Regions from separate parts of the Homo sapiens genome. Here region 2 is linked to region 1. Evidence: chromatin contacts called from ENCODE Hi-C or POLR2A ChIA-PET data. All regions are on one chromosome and are shown on one strand. Each heading gives the region's core, a stretch centred on a gene start or an enhancer-like site at or near the end of the contact. The rest is flanking DNA. Distances are from core to core; before and after follow the strand shown. Region 1 overlaps FBXW8 (F-box and WD repeat domain containing 8). Region 2 overlaps RNFT2 (ring finger protein, transmembrane 2).

Region 1 (6,027 bases), core at 2,393-4,892:
CTTGTTTTCTGGGTCAGATCTTGAATCCCTTTTCATTTGAGACAGCGGTGTTTGTGGTTACCTCATTCCCAATCAATGTTGAATTCACCAGGCTTTCTACAGTTATGTATCTCCAAGGAGCTTCTTAAAGAGACAGTGGCCAACTCACCCCTTCTTTCTCTTGTACTTACCTCGTGTTTCTCTTATTCTTCTTTTTTCCTTCCCTTTTCTCTTTCTTTTGCACAAGTGGAGTCTGTTCAGAGGCTTAGTTTTATGTACCTAGAGCTAAACTATGAAGCATTTTTGCATTTACACCTATTAAGTACATTTCACATCATTGATGGAGAGCAGAATCTCTTCTTCTCACCTTTTCAGCTCTCTATGTAAATATTCCTAGTTTGGGGCCATGCTGCATAGGCCCAGACTGATATTTATTGCAGTGAACCTCATGATGGACCCAGTCATGGTTCTTCCCTACTCTCCTTTTCACATAAAACCAGTGAAATCTGAAAATAGTCACTCGTTGATAAACGCATTTGACACTCAAATACCCATCATGTGAACAGGACCTGGTGCCTGTCTCCCTGAGGCTTGTTTTTCCAGTGGGGAAACATTCTTTCCAAAGCATTTGATTGTTCACTCTTTTGTCCGTGAGTCTTTGCTTACTCTACAGTCTTACAAATAATTTCTAGTTAACTTTTCCTGACATTCAAAGCTCTTTGACATTTCTTTCCAAGCTACCTTTTTCCTTATTACACTTTTCAAGTGTACCTTTGTTTTTTCCACACTGTTCTATTTAGTTACCTCTGACTGCATCATTTTTTTAGTTAAGATACAGTCATATGCTGCATAACAGCGTTTTAGTCAATGATGGGCCCCATATATGACATTGGCCATTCATGTACCCTAGGTGTATAGTAGGCTCTGCCACCTGGGTTTGTGTAAGAACACTCTGTGATGTTTGCACAAATGATAAATTCACCAAAGGATGCATTTTTCTGAGTGTAACCCTGTCGTTTAGTGACACGACTGTATAATTCATATGCCATAAAATTCACTCTTTCAAAGTGTACAATTCAGTGATTTTTTCTTAGTAGATTTACAAGGTTGTGCAACCAACACCACTATCTAATTCCAGAACATTTTCATCAACTGGAAACCCAGAACCCATTCTTTAAGGCCTACTCCAGTCCTGTCTCCTCCCAGAGATTTCTCTAGCACTGTAGCCTAGCGTCCATTCTTCTCGGAACTCCTAGAGACGGGACCATCTACAGCTGACAGGGCAACTCATCGTGTGGCCTTGCTGTTTCACTGAAACATTTTTTGTTTTATATTATTATTTTACTTAGAAATAATATTTAACTTTACAGCCATCTACTGTATTTTCTTTCCAGCAATTTGTAAGCATCTTTTTAAAATTTACATTTAAATTTTTATTGTTTTGAGACACAGTCTCACTCTGTCGCCCAGGCTGGAGTGCAGTGGTGTGATCTCAGCTCACTGCAACCTCCACCTCCCAGGTTCAAGCGATTCTCCTGCTTCAGCCTCCCGAGTAGCTGGGACTACGGGCGTGTGCCACCACACCCAGCTAATTTTTGTATTTTTAGTAGAGATGGGGTTTCACCATGTTGGCCAGGCTGGTCTCAAACCCCTGGCTTCAAGAAATCAGCCCACCTCAGCCTCCCAAAGTGCTGGGATTACAGGCGTGAGCCACTGCACCCGGCCTGTAAGCATCTTTTAAAACCATGAGTGGTATGTAATATTTTGTTAAATGTATACTGTTTTATATGGAGTAAGCATTAAAACTTAATACACAGACTCCCCTTGTCCCCTGCCACCTATATATGATGTTATATGGGAAACTAGAGAAATGCCTATGTCTGTTCTCTACTTTCTTAGTTTTCTCAGTTTAGAATCATACATTTTTAAACCTGGAAGGAACTTTAGAGATGATGCGTTCCAAGACCCTCATCTTGCTTGAGGTGGCAGAGGCTCAGGGCCAGGCTGGGTGTGCGTGAGTGGAGCCGCTCCGCTGTGTTTCTGCAGCATCCACAGGCAGGGCTGGCTGGTGAGGCTGCCGTTTCCAGCCCTCATTTGCTGCTCTGAAGCTTTGGCTATTATAGCATCATTTTGGTTTTTCTTTTGTGGCATGTGTCTATTTAAAAACAAAAGCAGCCGGCTGGGCGCGGTGGCTCACGCCTGTAATCCCAGCACTTTGGGAGGCCGAGGCGGGCGGATCACAAGGTCAGGAGATCGAGACCATCCTGGCTAACACGGTGAAACCCTGTCTCCACTAAAAAATACAAAAAAATTATCCGGGCATGGTGGCGAGTGCCTGTAGTCCCAGCTACTCAGGAGGCTGAGGCAGGAGAATGGCGTGAACCCAGGAGGTGGAGCTTGCAGTGAGCCAAGATCGCGCCACTGCACTCCAGCCTGGGCGACAGAGCAAGACTCCATCTCAAAAAAAAAAGACAAAAAAACAAAACAAAACAAACAAACAAAAAACAAGAAAAACAAAACCAGCCGGGCATGGTGGCTCACGCCTGTAATCCCAGCACTTTGGGAGGCCTAGGCGGGCAGATCATGAGGTCAGGAGTTCAAGACCAGCCTGGCCAACATGGTGAAACCCCATCTCTACTAAAAATACAAAAATTAGCTGGGCGTGGTGGCGGGCACCTGTAATCCTAGCTACTTGGGAGGCTGAGGCAGGAGAATTATTTGAACCTGGGAGGCAGAGGTTGCAGTGAGCTGAGATCGCACCATTGCATTCCAGCCTGGGCGACAGGGCGACTCTGTCTCAAAAAAAAAAAAAAAAAAAAAAAGAAAAAGCAGTGGTAAAAACCATGTTGTTTTGCAACCGTGTTAGAAAGTAGAGAAGAGAAAGCCACTCAAATTCTAGCATGGAACACAACCTTTATTAAGGTCTCCCATGTGTCTGGTTTGGTTTTCAGTCTGTTTTTCTATGCATGTTTTTTCATAGTGTGACTGTAGCCTTTGTTAGATTTGTGGCCTTTTCCCTCACCAAACTGATGAATTTTTTTCATGTTGCATATTTTTCATTACTTTCTTTGACTTGTTGCAAAAACACTTTGGATAATTATACCCCAATTTCCCTATTTATTCCCCTAATAGTGGACATTAAGGTCATTTCCTGTGTTTTGTTATATGTATGTTATGAATATTTTATGTATAGATGTCTGCAAATTTTTCTCCTTTTTAGCATTACAAATCTTTATTTTAAAATGATTAGACACATGCTACTGTAGAAACTTGAAATTCTATATAAGTATATAAAATAAAGAGTTAAAGTTCTCTCATTATCGTCTCCTAGTCTTGCAATCCTGATTGTTTTCCTAGGCTAGAGTCCTGTAAGCAGAATTACTGGATTTAGGGGAATGAATTTTTATTTTCCAGATTAATAAATTATTTAAAAGTGCTTTTGTAGCCCTCAGCTTCTTTGCAATCTAACCTTTTGACTTGAAGTCTCCAAACCATCCCTGCCATCTTCCTGTTAGTGCTGTACATAGTGAGAGCCCGTGCCTCCTGCCCCTCTTCCTTCCTCCCCGTCTAACCTCCCTCCAGCTGGCTCCATCCCAGCCCCACTGTGCTGCACTCTCAGAGGTCACCCGTGATCTTTTGGTCAACAAACCAATAGCCTTTTCTTGGCTCGTCCTCTCCAGCCTCTTGGCAACATTTGGTGCTGTTGACTTTCCCCTCTTGAAATGGGGGGGGGGGGCCCTGTATTAAGCATCTGTATGCCCTCAGAGTCTAACATCTTTCCCAGGACCCAGGAAACTTTGAGCCAAGTGTGTAAGAAAGGAAAACTCCCCTTCGGCGATTCCACACTCTCTGGACTTCCATTACCTCCGTGAGCGCCTTCTCTGGCCCTCGTTCTTGTCTTTCTCTGCTGTCACTTGACCACTTAGCAAGGATATGCAGCAGCGCAGAAAAGACCTGCACCAGTTGTTTTCTTTGTTGGAGAGATAAGTGGACGTGCCTTCAACTGCGACTGAGACATTCAGACACAACTTTTACTTTGCTTTTTCAGCGAAAATTTCTCATTTCTGTAACTTGAGAAAAATTTATGTTCATAAGTCACCAGTCTCTACAGAATCAGTCACCTGTCTTTCTCTCAAAGTTCAGCGCCTGTCTGCATTTGTATCTGTGATCTGCTGGACCTCCTGAAATGCTAGCGAGGTTTAGTGTGTGTTTTCCTTGTGTTTTAGCACAGAGTTTGTCTAGAAAGTTAGTTGATAGTAAGTGCTCAGGAAACATGTCTTTTGTTTGTTTCTTTGATTTATTGTGGTAACAGCTCTTAGAATTTTAGAATGTTTTGAAAATTGTATGTTTATCCTTGAGGAGAAAGAGTAGAAGAAAGGGGCATATGGAAACATCCCTGTTCTGTTTTGTGATGCTTAGACTGTTCTCGTCTTCCTTCTCCCCAGTTGCCCTCTGGAAGTTAAGTGTTGCAATCAGATGACATCATGAGTTCAAAAAAGACAGTATAAAACCTGAGGTGCAGGGCTAGGTGTCGTTTGCCATAAGTAGTGAAGGAGAGCCACCTAGTGAAGAGTGCATCTCAGGTAGAACCAGTAGCTCCTTGGAGGCCTTGTGCCAGCTCTGCTAACCATTAAGCCATTAGCTCACCAGAAGCTTTTATCAGATGCCCAGGAGTATGATGGTGTTTTGCAATAAACTCTCTCCTCATTGTTACTTGAGATTCATAAGGCTAAAGCATTCTAGTTGGCATAAGAAAACACACTTTTCTATTCATATGAGAGGACATTTTCTCTCTTTTGGTTTTAAAAAAAACACCAAGCAACCTGTTTGTGTTGAGGTTTTTTTCATTACTCCTAAATATTTTCTCCCCTGGTTTCCGCCTTTTTAGCATACCGTTCCTGCCTTTGCTGGAAGGAGCAGGGCTGTGTATCCATGCTTCTCTTCTGCCTAGTGTGGTTGGAAGGAGAACTGTATCATTTGCTGCAAACCATTAGCGCTCTTCTTACCCTAAAAACACTCAGTTGTCCCATTTTTGCTTCATTCCTTTTGAGGCAAGTGTGCCCAAGTAGATACAAAACAAAACTGCCCATACCTCTCTAGCAACCAAGTGATCTCTGGCTGCTGCTTCAGCTGCCAGACATGGCCTGATTCAAATATGTTTTTATTTTTCTGAGCCCCATTCATACACCCTGGCGTCAGAGTGAGAGGGTTTGCAGTTCTTTGTAGACAGAGAGCAAAATTTGGAGCTTCAAATTTATATATGTAAAAATTGGTGTCTGAATCTTTGGTTGGTTCAGTTTGCCTGTTGGCCCTTCAGTGGAATTTTATCATTGTTTTACAATTAAGAAGTATTGGAAAATATAATTTTAAACAGGGCAGGCACAGTGGCTCATGCCTGTACTCCCAGCACTTTGGGAGGCCAAGGTGGGTGGATCACTTAGGGTCAGGAGTTTGAGACCAGCCTGGCTAACATGGTGAAACCCTGTCTCTACTAAAAATAGAAAAATTAGCTGGGCATGGTGACACGTGCCTGTAATCCCAACTACTCGGGAGGCTGAGGCAGAAGAATCGCTAGAACCCAGGAGGTGGAGGTTGCAGTGAGCCGAGGTCATGCCACTGCTCCCCAGCCTGGGCAACAGAGTGAGACTCCATCTCCAAAAAATAAACAAAGTCATCTAAGGTAACTTGAAATACCTTGCTTTTAGCTATGTTGTCCTCTGCTTTTTCCAGTAATTACAAATGTACCTTGTTATTAGCCGGGCACAGTGGCATGCCTGTAATCCTAGCACTTTGGGAAGTCAAGGCAGGTGGGTCACTTGAGGTCAGGAGTTTGAGACCAGCCTGGCCAACATGGCAAAACCCCTTCTCTACCAAAAATACAAAAATTAGCCAGGCATGGTGGTGCACACCTGTAATCTCAGCTACTCGGGTGGCTGAGGCACAAGGATCACTTGAACCCGGGAGGTAGAGGTTGCAGTGAGCCAGGATCATGCCACTGCACTCCAGCTTGGTGACAGCGAGACTGTCTCAAAAAAAATTTTTTTTTAA
Region 2 (6,027 bases), core at 1,275-3,774, 140 kb before region 1:
TGTGTTTTCCTTGTGTCTGGTCTTTGTAGTTTCCTTGTTTTTGTTTTGTTTTGTTTTTTGAGATGGAGTCTCGCTCTGTCGCCCAGGCTAGAATACAGTGGTGCGATCGCAGCTCACCGCAACCTCCACCTTCTGGGTTCAAGCGATTCTCATGCATCAGCTTCCCAAACAGTTGCGTCTACAGGCACGCACTACCATGGCCGACTAATTTTTGTATTTTTAGTACAGATGGGGTTTCACGATGTTGGCCTGGCTGGTCTCGAACTCCTGACCTCAAGTGATTTGCCCGCCTCAGCCTCCCAAAGTACTGGGATTACAGGTGTGAGCCACTGCACCTGGCCTGTTTTTATTTTTTAAATAGAGACAGGAGGTCTCATGATGTCTCCCAGGCTAGTCTCAAACTCCTGGCCTCTAGCAATCCTCATGCCTCAACCTCCCAAAGTGCTGGGATTACAGGCATGAGCCACTGCACCAGCCTGATTTTTGTAGTTTTTACGTCTTCTTCCTTGCTGTTATTAAAGGTGAGAGCATAAGCTGTATAACCTTGTCCCTTCCACGCCTAATTTCCTACTCAGTTCCTCTGATTTTCCTCTCCTCTCAGCTACCAACAGAGGACACTACTGATTGGGAAACCAGAATGCCAAACTTGTCACTACTGTAGTACACTTAAGAATTAATAGGCTCTGAAAAGCACCACAGGGACTTCACTGTAAGTAAAGTATATGTAGCAAGGGGCTTTTGAACTTCCTAGAAAGTATGGAGTAAGACCACACTTTACACTCAAACAAACCTGAGTTTTGAGCAGCACTGCTCACCATCCTAAGCCACCAATTCTTTGCATTTACTCCAAAAATATTTCAGTGTCATATTATGACAGGCACTGCGAAGGTGTTGGGGATAAGATGATAAATGAAAGAAACAGACCAAAACAGAGTCCCTGCTCTCATTTCATTGGGGGAAATCACCATTAAACTATATCAACACGCAAATATAGAACTTCAAGTTTCAACAAGCACTAGAGACAAATAAAAACAATTCATGGAGAATTCGTTTAGGGAAACGGGAAAGGGCTTTCTCTGTGGGATGGACATTTGAGCTGAAACTTGTACTTCCTTGACATCTGACTTTGGTTTTAAAAAATATTTACCAGCCTGGGCAACACAGGGGAGACCCCCTCTCTACAAAAAAAGTCTTTAAAAAATTATCTGGGGCATGGTGGCACACACCTGTGGTCCCAGCTACTCGTGGGGCTGAGAGGGGAGGCTCGCTTGAGCCCAGGAACTCAAGGCTGCAGTGAGCTGAGATCGCACCACTGCACTCCAGCCTGGGTGACAGTGAGGCCCTATCTCAAAAAAAAAAAAAAAATCCGCTTTTTCGTCTGCAAACCTGGGCTGGTAATATCCCTCCCAGCTTTGCCCTTAGTAACAGGCCCTGGCTCAGTGCCTGGTTCAGCACTGCCGTTCAGTAAATGTCATGTCCCTTCCTTCCTGTCGTTCCTGGCTGTGTATGTTGCTGGAGGTCTTCTGAGGAGTGGTGTGAGTGAGCAGTCTCTAAGCGATGGGAGAAATCTGCTGCTGGCAAGTGAGTTGTGAAGCCTCTAATAGGCTCTCACTGGACCCTCTTCAACTGGGTTTGATGGCGACCCTGTCGGAGAGAGAAGGGAGGGTGTATCGTCCACTGTCAACATTCGGAAGCCTTCCTCTTTTTCTGGGGAAGGTGGTGTCGAGTAATTGAAAGGCTCTGCTGTAGAGTCAAGTCACCTGGGTACAAGTCCCAGTTCTGCAGCAAGTAACTTGACCTCTCCGAGCCTTGTGTTCTCATCTGTAAAATGGTCCGTATAATTCCTCTACAGTGGTCTGTCATGTGGAACAGGACCCAGCATTGCGGGGGCACGCCGCAAGTGGGACCGTTACCACTGTTTACACCAGAGCAAGGAGGAACTGGGGTAAAGGTGCAGAGGTTTGGGGTACAGGTAAGGAGAAGAAAAAGGCTGTCAAAGGGCTCATTCACATCATGGAGGTCCGGGTTCCTGCGCCACCCTTCCCTACGTGGGTAATCTGGGGCAGATTCCTTTATCCCTCTGATCCCGTTTCTTCGTCTGTAAGACACAGCTCCACAACTTCCTTCACTCAGTGGCTGTGAAATCCTGCAGGCAAGCCGCGTCGCATGGCCCCTGACTTCAAGTTTAGGGGAGCTGATGAGGTCACTCCCTGCTGGACAAGGGGTCTTCGGGGTGAAATGTCCAAATAAGAGAGCGGGGAGTGGACGCGCAAAGATGCGTCAAAAGGATGGAAAAGGCAGCTTTGCCCTTCGCAAACTGAGATCTCCTTTGTCCGCGAAGGGCTAAGAGCCTCAGGCTCGGGGGCCTGGTACCGGCGCGGGACGCCCGGAGGCCAGACCCGGAGCCGGCGGCGCGCAGAGCGGGGCGGCCCGGGGCGCGGGGCTGTGACCTCATCGGCCGGCGCCGTCCCGCGGGGCCATGAGATCATGAGATGCCGGCGCTCGCCGAGGAGTCGATTTGTTGGGAGCGCGGGGACAGCCGGCCGCCCGACGCGGTGATCTCATCCGGGCCCGGGGGAGGAGGAGGCAGGCGGCCGGGCCAGCCCGCGCCGCCAGGAGGGGGATTAATGGCTGCCGCCGGGTGGTGACGTCACCGGCAGCACCCGTTGCCAGGCAACGCGCGGCCACCAGCCCCGCCCCGCTGGCCCCGCCTCCTACCTGCTGCGCTTCTTTCCATCCTGGCTCGCCCTTCTCTTGCCTTTTTTCCTTTTTCTTTTGTATTGAGGCATAACTTACATACTGTGGAGTGCCCTAATTATAAAGCTCAGTGGATTTTTACAAACATATGTAATCACTCAGATCAAAGTATCAACAAAGCTGTCCGACAGAAATATAAGAGTAGTCACACAGACGATTTTAAATGTTCTAGTAGTCACGTTAAACAACTAGAAAGGAACAGGTGACTTTAATTTTAATACTATATTTTATTTAGCCTAATGTGTCCAAAATATTATTTCAACATGTAATCAACATAAAATTTTTAATGAGATATTTTACCTTTTGTTGTTTTTCTAAGACTTTGAAATTCCTTGTTTCTTTTGCTTTTAAGGGATATTGTTTGTTTGTTTGTTTGTTTTTAAAGACAGTCTTACTGTGTCTCCCAGGCTGGAGTGTAGAAGTACGATCATGCTTACTGCAGCCTCGACTTCCCTGGGCTCAGGTCATCCTCCTGCCTCAGCCTCCCGAGTAGCTGGGTCTACAGGCGTGCGCCATCATGCCTGGCTAGTTTTTGTAGAGACAGGATTTCATTATGTTTCCCAGTCTGGTCTCGAATTCCTGGTCTCAAGGGGTCCTCCTGCCTCGGCCTCCCGTAGTTCTGGGTTTATAGGTGTGAGCCACCATGCCCAGCTATCCCTGTGTATTTTAGACTTTCAGTACATCTCAATTCAGAATAGCCACATTTCAAGTGCTCCATAGCGACATGTGACCAGTGGTTACTGGATTGGCTGTGGTGGATATGGAACATTTCCGGCATCTGGAAAGTTCCTGTGTCCTCACTTCCCCCACCAGGGGTACCCATTATTCTGAATTTTATCATCCTTCAGTTATCCTTCCCTCTCTACCCCCATAGCTTGTATCTTTTCTTTCTCTTTCTCCCACATCTTACTTTATCTCCTAAGGTCTCCTAGGGTCTCCCTTTCTCTGTTTCTCAGAGTGGCACAAAGCCACTCTGGAAAATCAGGCTGGATTTAAATCCCGGCTCCACCACTGTCTAGCAACTTCGAACAACATACCCTGCCTCTTTGAGCCTCTCTCTCCTCACCAGTTAACAGGGGCAAATAATTTCAGTGTCCATCTCCTGGGATTGTCAGAGTCTGGGGACAGCCTGCAGGTACTAAGTGTTCAACCGAGAAACTCATCACTAAACTAGAAGCCAGCCCTAGTCCTTCTCTCTTTCCTCTTGTAATCCTCTCACTTGCTGGGTCTCCCACTCTGTTCTTCCCTCCCCTGCCTCTGTGTTTGAGCTTTCTCATCTAAGAAATGGGAACGCGTCATAACTACCTACAAGAGGAGCAATTGGTGTGCCGTTCCTGGCCCCTGGTAAGCGCTTAATACGGGGGTTACTCTTCCCCTGTTGCCTTCTCACCTGGACTCTGCCTCCTGGGTGTTCTTTCTCTTCTGGCCTCTAACTCTGCCATTTCTCTCTTCCTTTCTTCTGCCCCCAGCCCCATTTCCCCCTCCTGTTTCTATCCACTTCCCTCCTTCCTTCCTGTGCTCTTCTCTAGCCTTGCTTCTATCCCCAGTCCTGCCCCGTCACACTTGTTTCTCCCACCCCTCCTGGCCGGGCGCTGCTGTGAAGTCAGTGGTCCAGCCCCGATCCCACCCCCAGCACTGGAGGAGACCCAGCACGGGCCTCAGCTCATTAGCCCAGCCCTTCAAGCCTCCAGGTCGGTGCTGGGTCTGCAGGACTCTGCCAGCTGTGGTCCCCACAACCCCACCATCCTAACAGGCCCGCAGGCCACCTTCCCAGGACAACATGTCTTTGTTTTCAGTTCCTTGTCCTGGCCGCCCACTTGGGAGCAGGACTTGTGGCCCCCATACCCTGGGGCTTTTGGGAGCCAACAGGCAGTCCATCCAGGGAAGAAAAGCAAGCAAGGAAAAGTCTCGCAGGAGGCTGAGGGCCCCCTCTGGCCCAGGAGGCTGGAAGCAGTCCCTCCTGCTTATTTTTCCACATGTGGAAGGAGGGCTTTGAAATGCAGATTCCTGGCCCTGTGCTAGCTTGCTAGCTTTAGTCCTTGAAGCTATCCTCCTTTTTCTGACTACTTGTTTCTTTTTTTTTTTTTTTTTTTTTTTTTTTTTTTTGAGGCAGAGTCTTACTCTGTCGCCCAGGCTGGAGTGCATGGAGTGCATGGAGTGCAGTGGCGCAACCTCAGCCCACTGCAGCCTCTGCCTCCCGGGTTCAAGCCATTCTCCTGCCTCAGCCTCCAGAGTAGCTGAGATTACAGGTGTGCACCTCTACACCAGCTAATTTTTTGTATTTTTGGTAGAGACGGGATTTCACCGTGTTGGCCAGGCTGATCTTGAACTCCTGACCTCAGGTGATCTGTGTGCCTCGGCCTCCCAAAGTGCTGGAGTTACAGGTGTGAGCCACCCTGCCTGGCCAACCTCCTTCAACCAGAGGAACCAGCCCTCCTCTCTGTCCCCTTAGTTCTGATGACACCGTCAGTCACAGTGCTGCCCCCATGGTTGTGACCAGGACTGACCAATCATAGAACCCCATGACCTCTTGGCCTCAGAGCTTGGTTCCCAGAGGGAAGCAGGGCCATCATTTTGGCAAATGGCCCCAGGAGAAACAGGGTCTGTCTCTCTCTCTGTCTCTCTCTCTCTCTGTGGCAATTCCAGCTGTAAGAGTGTTGGCTTGGGGCTGCCAGTGGCCATCTTTCCTACTAGATACTGTCAGATCCAGCATTTTCCAGCTGCGTCACCTGGGGCAGGTTATCTAACTTTTCTGTGCCTCCATTTCCTTATCTGTAAAGTGAGAGTATTAATAGCACCTGCCTCATAGTGGTGTGCACAGAGTGGTGCCTAGCACATAGTTAACAGCTAAGTCACCATCATCATCATCACCACCACTACTACCACCTGCAGTGAGTCCAACCTTGGCAGGAGAGAATGAAACTTACACACAAGAAACAGAGACATCTGAGCTGAGAGATGGGGAAGAAGAGGAGAGATAGAAAGAGAACTGGCTGGGTGCAGTGGCTCACACCTGTAATCCCAGCACTTTGGGAGGCTGAGGCGGGCAGATCACCTGAGGAGTTCGAGACCAGCCTGGCCAACATGGTGAAACCCCATCTCTACTAAAAATAGAAAAATTAGCCAGCCATGGTGGTGCACGCCTATAATCCCAGCTACTTGGGAGGCTGAGGCACGAGAATCACTTGAACCCAGGAGGCAGAGATTGCAGTGAGCCAAGATTGAGCCACTGCACTCCAGGTTGGGCGATAGTGCGAGACTCTGTCTCAA

Evidence for each region. A loop is a pair of places that touch in the nucleus more often than their neighbours do. ChIA-PET counts read pairs that join two places held with the same protein, here RNA polymerase II (POLR2A). Pooled maps may share reads with other maps.
Region 2: a loop to region 1 is called in a map of PC-3, with 15 times the contacts of the local background. The contact joins two enhancer-like sites. A Hi-C loop is called at or near these places in 1 of 168 maps with a recorded cell type or tissue (PC-3), 1 of 37 single-sample maps with no recorded cell type and 11 of 50 pooled maps. POLR2A ChIA-PET finds 5 or more read pairs at or near these places in 1 of 52 experiments (A549).

What each region holds. Positions count from the first base shown.
Region 1 is chr12:116,951,334-116,957,360 of GRCh38, forward strand. The region is part of intron 4 of FBXW8 (F-box and WD repeat domain containing 8); the gene reads left to right. Among named protein-coding and RNA genes, the nearest start is that of FBXW8, 43 kb to the left of the region's middle. Within about 2 kb of position 3,643, at least 2 of the 41 ENCODE cell types and tissues checked have a DNase peak (open chromatin) inside an H3K27ac peak, as active enhancers do.
Region 2 is chr12:116,816,972-116,822,998 of GRCh38, forward strand. All of the region lies in intron 7 of RNFT2 (ring finger protein, transmembrane 2), which reads left to right. Among named protein-coding and RNA genes, the nearest start is that of HRK, 61 kb to the right of the region's middle. RefSeq lists an enhancer at 2,152-2,201 and a silencer at 2,402-2,761. Within about 2 kb of position 2,525, at least 40 of the 41 ENCODE cell types and tissues checked have a DNase peak (open chromatin) inside an H3K27ac peak, as active enhancers do.